2 separate regions of the Homo sapiens genome follow, and region 1 is linked to region 2. A link is a contact called in ENCODE Hi-C or POLR2A ChIA-PET data. All regions are on one chromosome and are shown on one strand. Each heading gives the region's core, a stretch centred on a gene start or an enhancer-like site at or near the end of the contact. The rest is flanking DNA. Distances are from core to core; before and after follow the strand shown.

Evidence for each region. A loop is a pair of places that touch in the nucleus more often than their neighbours do. ChIA-PET counts read pairs that join two places held with the same protein, here RNA polymerase II (POLR2A). Pooled maps may share reads with other maps.
Region 1: a pooled map shows a loop between it and region 2 (8-fold over the local background). The contact joins the promoter of ANTXR2 here to the promoter of MRPL1 in region 2. A Hi-C loop is called at or near these places in 1 of 168 maps with a recorded cell type or tissue (CD8-positive, alpha-beta T cell) and 11 of 50 pooled maps. POLR2A ChIA-PET finds 5 or more read pairs at or near these places in 1 of 52 experiments (activated T-cell).

Annotation. Positions count from the first base shown.
Region 1 is chr4:80,070,116-80,076,426 of GRCh38, reverse strand. ANTXR2 (ANTXR cell adhesion molecule 2) reads left to right here and starts at 3,198. Exons shown (of 17, transcript NM_058172.6): 1 at 3,198-4,018; 2 at 4,773-4,844. The coding sequence starts at 3,867. RefSeq lists enhancers at 1-78, 2,849-3,128, 3,459-3,568 and a silencer at 3,749-3,908.
Region 2 is chr4:77,860,253-77,866,376 of GRCh38, reverse strand. MRPL1 (mitochondrial ribosomal protein L1) reads right to left here and starts at 3,547. Exons shown (of 9, transcript NM_020236.4): 1 at 3,498-3,547. The coding sequence starts at 3,528. RefSeq lists enhancers at 3,000-3,099, 3,460-3,859 and a silencer at 5,344-5,559.

The DNA.
Region 1 (6,311 bases), core at 1,949-4,448, 2.2 Mb before region 2:
TTAGACCAGTTTGGGAAGTCCCAGAAGATGAGCAGGTAATTAGTCAAGACTAGGGATAAAGGAAACCAACAAATGTGAGTTTAAAATACTTCCTTAGGAGGACAGAGTACATGGTTAGTATCATGTCTCATATTTCTTTGCCTTCTGTCTCCTTCTAACATGAAACCAATTGTCACTTTTTTGGGGGGATACATTTTTTCCCCAGATTTTATTCAATAACATGCTGATGTGGCATATAATATCTTTGATTCTGTCTTAAGATTAAAGTTGAAAATGGAAACCAGTTTCAACCAGCAATGAATACAAAACCTTGAAAGATGAACAAGCTGTTGATACAAATTTCCTGAAAATGTCAGCCTGTTTCAGTTCTCTTATGGGAAGTCAGGGAGATTTATGTATTCAGGTTGGACCAAAATGTGAAATGAGAAGTGGCAACACATACCTGGAGACTGGAGGGCTGCAGAAGTAATCAGTATTTTAGAACCTCAAGAAAAGATGAAGCCAAGGAGGACAGAATTAAGGTGCTTTAAGGACTTTCTTAATTAGTCTCAGGACTAATTAAGGACTTGCTTCTAGTGCTTAATTATTTGAAAATTATGAAGGCTGTATGTTTCCTTCTTACAAAAGTAAAAGTTATCTTCCATCTAGCTAGCCCCTTGCCCCTCAGTATCTTCCTCACTCCATCAGGTAAAAAGTGGCAGATTGATGCAGTTGATAGTGGTGGAATTTCCATCCCCAAGTGACCAGTTGGCAAAGAGTGAGAAGGGATGTTAGCCACCCTCCATTCAATGTTTGACATTTGTAATGAGCATATTTTCAAAATGGAGGTCTGCCGGTATATATTGAAGTTTTCATCCATTCATAATTCTCAGGTTAGTTGCTATAGTGATGATGGTCCAAGGTACCATTTTATTTTGCCTTTGTTAAAATAGAGATGATAAGACTGACAGAATGTACTCTGTGTTCATAAGACACCAAATTATAAACAAGACCTAAGACCATGCCAGGCAAAGGTCAAGTCACACACTCCTACACTTAAAAAATAAACTATATTCTAACTGCCAAAAGGGTTTTCTTTTTCTCTAGCATCTAAACAAACACTGGCCTCCAGATAAGCAATATTGAAACAATTGCATCTTACTGACTGCAAGACACTAACTAATTAATCCTCCACCCCTACCCCTGTTCCACAAGCCATAACTACAGCTCTGACTGGACAAGAGACTGATTTTAATAACTCTCCTGATAAGAGACCACTGACCATAGACTGGTTCTGGCTGGTTTACAGAGGCTGTGGCACTGAGTGCCTTCATGTCTTCTGTTTCACCTTTTGACATATAGGGCCTAATTATAATACATTTAATTGTTAAGTCTCCACCTCAAAGTGAACATGAGACATATGCAACTTGCATGTTTGCTTACTATTCATGTTTGCTTACTAAACATGCATGTTGCATATGTCCCATGTTCACTTTGATGTGGAAACTTAACCCACCTGCTTCAGAAATATGCATAGTTCATGTACCCCTTGCTTCAGAAATATTCATAGTTCCTCCTATAACCTGTTGAATATGTATACTTGGCCAACTCATTTAGCATAAATTCCTGTTCCACCCTTTCCTCCCTCAAAGTGCCTGCTTTTTGTCTCTGCCAGAGGCTACACTTCCCAGCCTGTCAAGATGTCCAGCCTGCAGCTGTAACCCTTTATAAGAAATGAAGTTCTCCTTTCCAAATTTATGAACCTCAGGATTGTTTGTCAACATGTTGCTACTGCAATAGTCTCCTAACTGCTCTCCCTGTTGTCACTGTTGCTAACTCCAAATTCATTGTCTCATTGCAGCCAGAATGATCTTTGAAAAACACAGATCATATCAATTCATCTGCCACTCCACTCCTGGGCTTAAACCCCTCTAATAACCTCCTGTCACACTCAATATTAAATATCTGAATTCCTTATCTCAGTAAACAAAGCATCACATAATCTGGCCCTTGCCTATTTGTCTTACATCATCTTACCTGCAAAGCTCCAGCTACACAGTTTTTTTTTTTTCTTTTTTGAATATGCTAAGCTAATGTCTATGGACCTTTGCAGTAACTCCAAATGTTTCCCCTTAGAGCTCTTGGAATGACTGGGTCTTTTTTGTTAGTCACTGAGTCTGTCATTCTTTATCATCACAATATTTTAAATTTCTACAGGCCACCTTTCCAATATGGACATTTTTTTTCCTTGCTTATGTATTTATTTCTTATTGTCTGTTTTCACTCTTCAGCCAGACTGTCAGCTTCATGAAAGCAAGGGCTTGTTATCTTGTTCTGTGCACTAACCTCCACTTCTGGAACAGTGCCTAGCAAATAATAGGCACTCAATGAATCTTTGTTAAAGTAACTAATTTTTATCTTCAAAGAGCTGACATATCTGGTTGTATATCAAATATAATAAATGAAAAGTTAAATACATATGGCAACAAACAGAAGAGATGTATATGTAAGTACTACATAAAGCATTGATTTTGTTAAAAATGAAAAGGTATTTAGGTTCTAAAAGCCAGTTTTGACTAAGGGAGGGCGGAAGTCACGGAGGTGGGGGGAAGAGAGAGGAGGGAGAGCAGAACTAGTAGACAGAGGATTTGTGCACAAACTTGAGTGCTTGCACAAGTTTTGCAAAGGAGACCTAGCTTGCCCAAAGCTGAAATTCTCCAAAACTGGAGCTTGCAGGGAAATGACAGTGGGCTGAAATATTTTGAGGTACAACTTTCCACTCCCAAAGAGGCCTGCTATCCCCTCCCACTCCCCACTCCGGCCTTTCCTTGGCTTGGCTTTTTTTAAAGAAAAAAAAAAAAAAAACTAAGCAGGTTTCTTTAGAAGAAAAAGAGGAAGTTCATAAAGAGTGTTTGTGGTAGTAGGGGTGGGGTGGAGTGAGGAGTGAGGAGGCCGTCACCTCCCATGGAATCCTTAGTCTTGGGTTTGTGAACCACGCATGGGGGCTGTTTTAGCACAGCTGCTAAAATAGGCCAGGCCTGCAGGACATACGGGTATGTTTAGTTTCTAGATAACTTTTGTTTTTCTAAACTCCTTCTTCCCTTTCCCAAATCTGGCAAGCGTTAGTCATCTTCAACTCGGCAGGAACCCACAAGTGTGCATGTGTGGCTCGGAGGCTTCAGCTGGGGCCCCGCCCTCGTCCCCAGGCGCACACTGACACACGCAGCCCAGACCCGGCCCGAGCGGGCTCCTGCCCTCGGCGTGGCTTCTCTCCAGCCGGGAGTCCCAGGGCCAGCTAGCCTCCTCCCCTAAAGGGGACGGCCTGTCAGCGCAGTGCCAGAGTCCAGCACCGGGAGGAAAGTTTCGGAGTGCGGAGGGAGTTGGGGCCGCCGGAGGAGAAGAGTCTCCACTCCTAGTTTGTTCTGCCGTCGCCGCGTCCCAGGGACCCCTTGTCCCGAAGCGCACGGCAGCGGGGGGGACTTCAGCCCTCCAGGCGGGGTGGGTTCCAGGTCCGGGTCCGAGGCGGGCGCTGGAGGCTCGGCCCCAGGCCGGAGAGGAACTCCTTTCGCGAGCTGTCGCCGTGGGCCCGCATTGTCTGCAGGAACTCTCCGGAATCGGGAGGGGGAGGACTGGATCGCGCTTCCACTGGGATTCGTCAAGAGTTCCGGCGGCAGCTGCGGCGGTGGCGGAGACTCCCTTTGTCCTCTCAGGACCTCCCTCTCTCCCTCCCTGTCAGCTGGTGGGTCCCGCTGCCGCAGGCGCCGGCGTCTCAGCTGCTCGCCGCCCCCCACCCCAGAGTGCGTGCCGGGTGACTCCCGCCACCTTTGCGACCCTCCTGAGCTTAGGGGACTGCGAGCGGGAGGGAGTCTCAGGCCCCCGGCCGCAGGATGGTGGCGGAGCGGTCCCCGGCCCGCAGCCCCGGGAGCTGGCTGTTCCCCGGGCTGTGGCTGTTGGTGCTCAGCGGTCCCGGGGGGCTGCTGCGCGCCCAGGAGCAGCCCTCCTGCAGAAGAGCCTTTGATCTCTACTTCGTCCTGGACAAGTGAGTGTGCGAGGGAGGTCCAGGGTCTCCTGGTGAGGGCGGCACTGGATCAGCTGGGGCTGAGGCTGAGATGCGTGTGCGCACCCCGGGGAGTGGTGTTGGAAACCCGCGGAGGGGTGCCCTGTTGCTGTCTTCTTTCAAAGGGCAAGCGCGTTCGGATCTGTGTGGGCGGAGATCAGCCGGGTCGGGGGTAGTGATTGGAGCCCCGGGCTACTTGGCTCTTTGGGGAGTTGGGGTATTCACTGTTTGCCAGTCTTTTGGCCTCTTGGGAAATGGGAGTGTGGCCTCTTGCGGGCCACGCTCCATCGGCCACAGAGTCCTTACCCACCTCCTCGACCCTGCTCGTACGCAGGCTAAAGTTTGCCTGGTTTTATCCTAATCATAGCGCTTTCATTGGAGCCAGGAAAAGCCTAGGGTTAACATGCCCAATGTGGTTTGCATTTCCTGCGAAGAAAGGCTTTTGTGTTTACTCTGAAGAGCTGGGTTCCACTCTAAACAATTAGGCAGGTATTTACCCACCCCAGAAAACGGGCTGACTTCTTCTTCTTCTTTTTTTTTTTGACGGAGTCTTGCTCTGGGACTGACTTCTTTAACTCTGGGTACCACCAAAGTTTCAGCTACAGATACCCTTACTTAGCTTGAAAAAGAGGCCAGGTGCCCCTATGTTCGTGGCATTGAAGAAGGAACCATTTCAAAATGTTTACTTTTCAGTTCCGTGTTTTGTTTCTCTGATCAGTTCAATTTCATCTTTCAGGTCTGGGAGTGTGGCAAATAACTGGATTGAAATTTATAATTTCGTACAGCAACTTGCGGAGAGATTTGTGAGGTATCTTTCTTACTTTACTTTTCTAGGCAGTGGAGAAGTAGAGCAAAGTGTAGAATTTCCCTTTTCTGAAACCTTTTATAGGAAAAACTTTTCCTGAAATGTTACTTTTAAGTGCCTCAAGGTCGTATTGCACACATGCTGTTATTAGGACAGCCCTTCAGTCCTTGAGGGCTTATTTCATCTGGATCCCAGAAACTTGGCTCAGACTCTGGGGAAGCATCTTCAAATACTATTCCAAATGTCTTTTTCTTTCCGAATTTTCATCTGTTTTGAATTTCAGTTATGCTTTCTCATAATTTATCACATTAAAAAAATAAATTTTATGCGAATAGTATCCATAATATATTTTTCTTTCCACACATTTCTTAGCATTATAGAGGCCCTCATTAAAACAAACAAAAAGTGTTGGAAAACTTCAAATGAACATGTGTTAATAACCCGCTACCAGAAAAGGCACTTGTGTGTGTGTTTAAAGCAACGACTTGTGTTTACACAATGTGTGGGTGTGTGGTTGGTTTAAAATTTAACTGTTCTATATATGCAATAAGCATCACCAGGAAAGACTGGTTTCCTCTCCTATAAAAAGCATTACTGGTATGAAATCCAGCTTACTCTCTTATTTAGAGGTAACTAGGAATTAGTGGCATCTCCTATTTAAAAATAACCTCAGGACACTAGGCTTTTGAGGCTTTTTTTTTCCTTCTTTTTTTTTTAAAGAAAAAATGCAATGAGCAAACACAAGTTTATCAAGATAATGGAAAGGACATGAATAGGAACTGTATCATTAAATATTGCTTCTTTCAGTCTTGTTAGCCCAAATGTTTTCTGTAAAACAGGCTTGGATGATCAAAACATTTTGAAAGTCATGTTGCAAGTAACTTCAAACAATCTGTAGAGGCCTAGGCAATCCTTGCTTTCAGTTATTGGCAGCAGTAAAGTTATCCCTATAAAAATGTATGCCTGTCCATGTTCAATCATCAGTCCCTTGCTTAAGAAGCCAAGTTTAACACTCATTTCTGGACAGGGTCTGAGGTAAAACTGTCTAGGAAAGAAAAACAAACAAGATCCTATGTCCCTAAATGTCAAAGGCAGAACAGACAGTTGTTTATAAATTTTCTAATTTAATCCTTCAATGTGAAAAGGGTGTCATGTAGATTTTGATCAAAAGCAATGAATCACATCACTACAACATTTTAAAGAAGCAAGCTCTTATCTTAACTCATTGATCTGGTTTTTAAGTTGGAATTCTATAATACACAGTTGTCTGGCTCAAGCCTAGTTGCTCAATTACTAACAATACATTGTAGGAAGTGAATAAGGGGTGACTAATGAAGAGACTGACTTTTAAAATATGTATAAGCCTTTGAGAGGATTCTGATTTTCAGTTTATAGATTCTAGTTTCATATCTTCAGTTTTGAATCTTAGTAGTAGTTGCAGAGAGTGTCCGAGAAGCAAGAACCGTTCTG
Region 2 (6,124 bases), core at 2,298-4,797:
TTAAATTATCAATGTAAAAAAATTGGGCTGGGTGTGGTGGCTCACGCCTGTAATCCCAGCAGTATGGGATGCTGAGGCGGGTGGATCACCTGAGGTCAGGAGTTCAAGACCAACCTGGTCAACAGGGCAAAACCTCGTCTCTACTGAAAATACAAACATTACCCGGACCCAGTGGCATGTGCCTGTAATCCCAGCTCCTCGGGAGGCTGAGACTACAGAATCACTTGAACCTGGGAGGCACAGGTTACAGTGAGCCGAGATCATGCCACTGCACTCTAGCCTGGACAACAGAGCAAGACTCCATCTCAGAAAAAAGTATTTTACATGTTTTTTTTTATGCTAAGCCCTCAAAATCTAATGTATATTTGACAAATTCAATTCAGATTAACCAATTTGAAGTGCTCAATAAATAGTGGCTAACAAAATGAATAGCACAACTGTAGGCCATTCTAAGGGCTTTGGATTTAGAAAAATGGAAAGGCTTTGCAGAGTTCTGAGCACAGGAGTAACATGACTGAGGTCCTTAAAGGATGAATTTCACTACTCATTGACAGTAGACTGTAGAGAAATCCAAGTGAGAGATGGTAGCAGGTGGGAACAAGGTAGCTGCAGTGGGGCAGTGAGAAGTCAGAGTCTGGATTTATTTTAAGCGTAAAGCCAACAGGATTTGCAAACTATTTAATGTAAAGTGTGAGATACAGAGAGGAGTCAGCCAGGTGCAGTGGCTCAGAGCCTGTACTGCCAGCACTTCAGGAGACTGAAGTGGAAGGATCACTTGAGCCCAGGAGCTCGAGAGCAGCCTGGGCAACACAGTGAGATCTCATCTCTACCAAAAAAAAAATTAGCTGGTCATAGTGGGCCCCAGAGGTCAAGGCTGCAGTGAGCCGTGACCGGGCCACTGCACTCTAGCCTGGCCAACACAGTGAGATCCTGTCTCAAAAAAAAAAAAGAGTCAAGGATATTCTGAGGTTTTGGCCTGGACAAATGAAGGATGGAATTGCCTTCAAATGAGAAGAAAAAGACTGCAGGCTATGACAATGAATTTGATTTTAAACAACTGCAAGGTGCTGATATGCTATCAAAGTGGAGATGTAGAATACTCAGATGAGTATAAGAATCTAAAGTTCAGAAGAGTGATCCCAACTGTAGATATAAATTTGATAACCATTAAGGTATAGACAATAATCGGCTGGGCATGGTGGCTCATGCCTGTAATCCCAGCACTTTGGGAGGCAGAGGTGAGTGGATCACTTGAGATCAGGAGTTCGAGACCAGCCTGGCCAACATGGTGAAACCCCACCTCTACTAAAAATACAAAAATTAGCCGGGCATGGTGGCACGCGCCTGTAATCCCAGCTACTTGGGAGGCTGAGGCACAAGAATTGCTTGAACCCGGGAGGCAGAGGTTGCATGAGCCAAGATCGTGCCACTGCACTCCAGCCTGGGTGACAGAGCAAGATTCCTTCTCAAAAAAAAAAAAAAAAAAGATATACACAATAATTGGCCATCCATTTCTCCAACAGCCAGGAAGAATGCTGGTATTGAGGCTAATACCTAAAAAGAACAGTAGCTACCGTGGCTTCCAGTGCTTTAATGAACCTCCGATGTGGGGCCTTCTGGCAAAACATTTGCAATTTCATATTGTTGAAGCATTCATTGTATCCCTGGGGGTTTTCGCTATGTTCGCGGTGGCTGAGCCAAGAAAGAAGGCATGTGTCGACTCCTACAGAAATGATGATTCCATAAAAGATTTTGAGGAGATGAGGAAAACGTATATTTCAGAGCACAAAGTGATTTTGCAATATAAAGAATTTCTTTGGGTTGAATTACCTAAAAGTTTGTCACTGACCTGTGTTCTTGAACTATGAAATGTGAAAGTTTCTCCTGATAAGTAAACAATTAAAAAAATAAAAAAGATAGACAATAATCAAAGCCACAAACTTTGGATGAGCTAACCAAGGAGTGAATTTAGATACAGAAGAGATGAGAATGAAGGATGGAACCCTGGCTTCCAGAACACTCCAAAGTAAAGAGGCTGGGGAGAGGAAGAGGAACCAGCCAAGTAATGTGAGAAAAAATGACACATGAAATAGGAAGACAATTAACAGAGAGATATCCTAGAAGCCAAGAGAAGAAAATGTGACAAGAAAATTATAATATTCAGGTATTTTTGGTTTCTTTGGATTTGTGTAACATAACGATTTCTGTCATACATGAAGATGCCTTCAACCTCCTTTCAGAAATAATATACATTTTGGTTTGCTCACAAAGTAGGCATCAGGGTCTGTTGTTATCTCTTGTCACCCCTAATTTTTGAGCAATAACTCTCTTGACACAGTTTTCCTAAAAAGAAACTCAAAAAAAAAAAAAAAAAAACTGTGATGCAGTGTTAAATATACATGTATCACTGACCTAGGATTGCAAGCTTCAGTACTTCCTCTGCCATTTACTAGTTATATGAACTTGGCCACATATCTAATAAGTTCAGTTTCTTCCTCTGTAAAATGGGGGTAATGCTGGCTACTGCTTCTACCTAAAGACCTACCTAAATTAAACAATATATATCACTGGACTTCAAAAACACAAAATAAAAGCAAAAAGCGTTGCACAGGCCGGGCGCAGTGCCTCACGCCTGTAATCCCAGCACTTTGAGAGGCCGAGGAGGGCGGATCACCTGCGATTAGGAGTGCAAGACTAGCCTGGTCAACATGGTGAAACCCTGTCTCTACTACAAATACAAAAATTAGCCAGGCATGGTGGCACACGCCTGTAGTCTCTGCTACTCGGGAGGCCGAGGCAGGAGAATCGCTTGAACCTGGGAGACGGAGGTTGCAGTGAGCTGAGATCGCACCACAGCACTCCCAGCCTGGGTGGCAGAGCGAGACTGCCGTCTCAAAAAAAAAAAAAAAAAAAAATTGTTGCACAAGAAAGGGCTGTCATCGTAGACAAAAAGTTGAAATTATTAAGATGAAAAGAGGCGCTACCAAGAGGTACTACAGAATTAGCCCCCTCAAATGATAAACGTTGATCCAAATTAGACCACCTATGGAAGTTTAAGAACTGGAATCGCCTATAACGAAGTAATTCCGAAAGCACCAAAAAGCACTTTGAAAATTGCTCTAATTTACAGACTTAAGCCACTCAAATACATCATCTTTCCCTTATCAGAACTCACCTCACTTATCACACTCCACTACCCGCAGCCCACACCCCAGTATCAGAGACGACCCAGTCCTTGCCATGCCCATAGGTGGCTGGAGGGCGCTCGATGTACGTCCCGCTCCCACTCCCTCCCTCAGGGTGGACGTCTCCAGAATGGAGTGAAACCCTTCATAAGGTCACTTTTAAGTAGTAATGACCCACCCTCTGAAAAACCTAGAGACCAGAAACAGCACGAGGCATTTTCAGCACCCAGAGCAGAATCCGCCTTGCACTCTGCTGCAACCAGAGACTCGGTGCCAGAGCCATTTCCCCTGCAAGACAACCCCTCGCCTTACCTCTACCCATGCACCTTACGGCCGCCGCCATGTTGGGCACTCCGGATTGCGTTCACGAAATTGTTCCTACGTTTCTACTGGGAAGAATTAAAAAAAGGTTCCGTTCTAGAATCCGCAAAGAGGGAAGGAGTTAAAAAGAGAAAGAGGAACGGGGCGGGGACCAAAATGAGCTTTGCTGCCGGCGTGGCGGTGTTACTGTTAGTCCTCCGTGTTGCCCAGGACCCTGTGTGTTTCGTGGTTCCGGTATGGCTGGTTAACCACCTTCGGGAAAATACGATCCTGTTGGCGATGCTGTGATTATTTTAATCCTTCCTTCTTATTCTTTTTCTTTTTTGATCCTGCAAGTGTACTCAGAGCGACAATTTTAACAGGCTGTGAGAGTACTTAATACCCAACGTAAAATCTTGAAAAACAGGAACCCTGAAACCCACTAGCTTCCTCCGCCACTTTTCCGGCCTTGGAAAGACTTATTTTAAAAATTCTCTAGGCGTTTTCGCCGCTACCCGAGGGAGGTGTCCAACTCACTGACAAACTTTTTTTGCTAATTGTCAAACTTTCTGTCAGCGCAAGATCAACCTTAGCTTTAAAATCTTAAATTAATCTCTACATTTACCCCCTGCTGGCAAGCGAGTAGACTTACCATTAGGATCAATTGAATAATAATACTTGACATTTATAAAACATTTCTAGTTTTAAAATGGCAGCTCCAAGACCCACGCACAAGTTATTCTGATAGGAAAAAAAAACAAAAACAAAACAGAATGAGTGTACTTTCCATTACGTCACAGCTGTCGGTGTGGTTTATCTAAAACAAATCTGATTACGGATTTTATCACTTCCCAGCTTACCTCCCCCACAACACACACACACACACACACACACACACACACACACACACGTTTCTCACCTCCATAACTTGGTTCATTCTATCTTCTCTGCTTCGTGTGTACCGTACCCTACATCACCTAGGTAACTTTTTAAAGATTTCGCCTCAGGCTGTGTTTCTTTTAAACAGTTTTGAGATATAATTTACATAGCATACAATCTACCAATTTAAATTGTACAATTAAATGGTTTTTAGTGTACTCAAAGAGTTGTGCAGCCATCACCACAATATATCAGTTCTTGTCACCAGTCTGAGCTTTTTATGGGTAGAAACCATCTTACTCATTTTTGTAACCTCAGCACATACTTCAGTGCCAGGCCCATAGGAGGCTCTCAGTAAATGTTTGCTGAATAAATGAATATATGCATACATGAATTAGTGACTCAATTAGAATGGCAAGCCTGCAAAATTAACTTGCTTCAATGAAGCTGCCCACAGGCAGATGAACTGGATCAAAGGCATTTCCCAGATGCTTTATTCATATTTATACATAGTACTCATCTACATGAAAAAATAAGATTTCTAATGTATTGCCTTGTCTTGTTAACACCTAAGCAGTTACTTCAAAGATTCTATAACAATTTGTGACTTATGCAAAAAAATCGAAGAACTTAAATCTATCTTTGTAAACTTTTCCTTCTCTCCCTCGCTCCCTCTCATCCTCCCTTCTTTTCACAAATATATGAGTGCCTGCCATGTGTCAAGCAGTGTACTTGGCTATGCATAAATGAAAAAAACTAATTCAATTTGAGAGTAAGTACCAGAATTGGAGCAAGTTTACCCAGTCAATTTCAGAGAAAAACAAACACTCAGATTAGAGGTGCTGGTCCTTAGACCCTATATCTGTTTCCTTTCCACAGTCCACAGCTGGGGTCAGTTGGCCCCCATCTGTGGACTTTTTTTTCCCCCTCTCAAGACAGGATCTCACTCTGACACCCAAGCTGGAGTGCAGTGACAAGATCATAGCTCATTGCAGCCTTCACCTGCTGGGCTCAAGTGATCCTCATGTCTCAGCCTCCCAAGGGGCTGGGACTACAGGCACACACCACCACACCTGGCTAACTTATTTTTATTTTTCTTTATAGACAGCGGGGAGTGTGGGGTGTCTTTCTTTTTTGCCCAGGCTGGTCTCAAACTCCTGGCTTCAAGCAATCCCAAAGTGCTGGGATTACAGGTGTGAACCAACACGGCAGGCCCCATTTATGGACTTTTTTATGTCTACTGTTCTAACAAGAGAGTTTAAACATCCTATATTGAAACTATTACCATATAGTATGCTTACATACCATATAGTATGCTTATAGTGGTAGCCTAATTAAAGTAATGTCCTGTACAGGTACAGCTTACCTGTTGCCCACTCTGGTCACCAGAACTCGATGGCATTAGGTAGGATCCAGATTCCAGTTTTGTATATAACAATACATAAAGAGATTCCTTAGCCTGAGACTTTATTTTTATTTTTTTGAGACGAAGTCTCACTCTTTCGCCCAGGCTGGGGTGCAGTGGTGTGATCTCGGGCTCACTGCAAGCTCCGCCTCCCAGGTTCACGCCATTCTCCTGCTTCAGCCTCCCGAGTAGCTGGGACTACAGGCGCCCACCACCATGCACGGCTAATTTTTTATATTTTTAGTAGAGACGGGGTTTCACCGTGTTAGCCAGGATGGTCTCAGTCTCCTGACCTCGTGATCCACCCGCCTCGGCCTCCCAGAGTGCCGGGATTACAGGCGTGAGCCACCGCTCC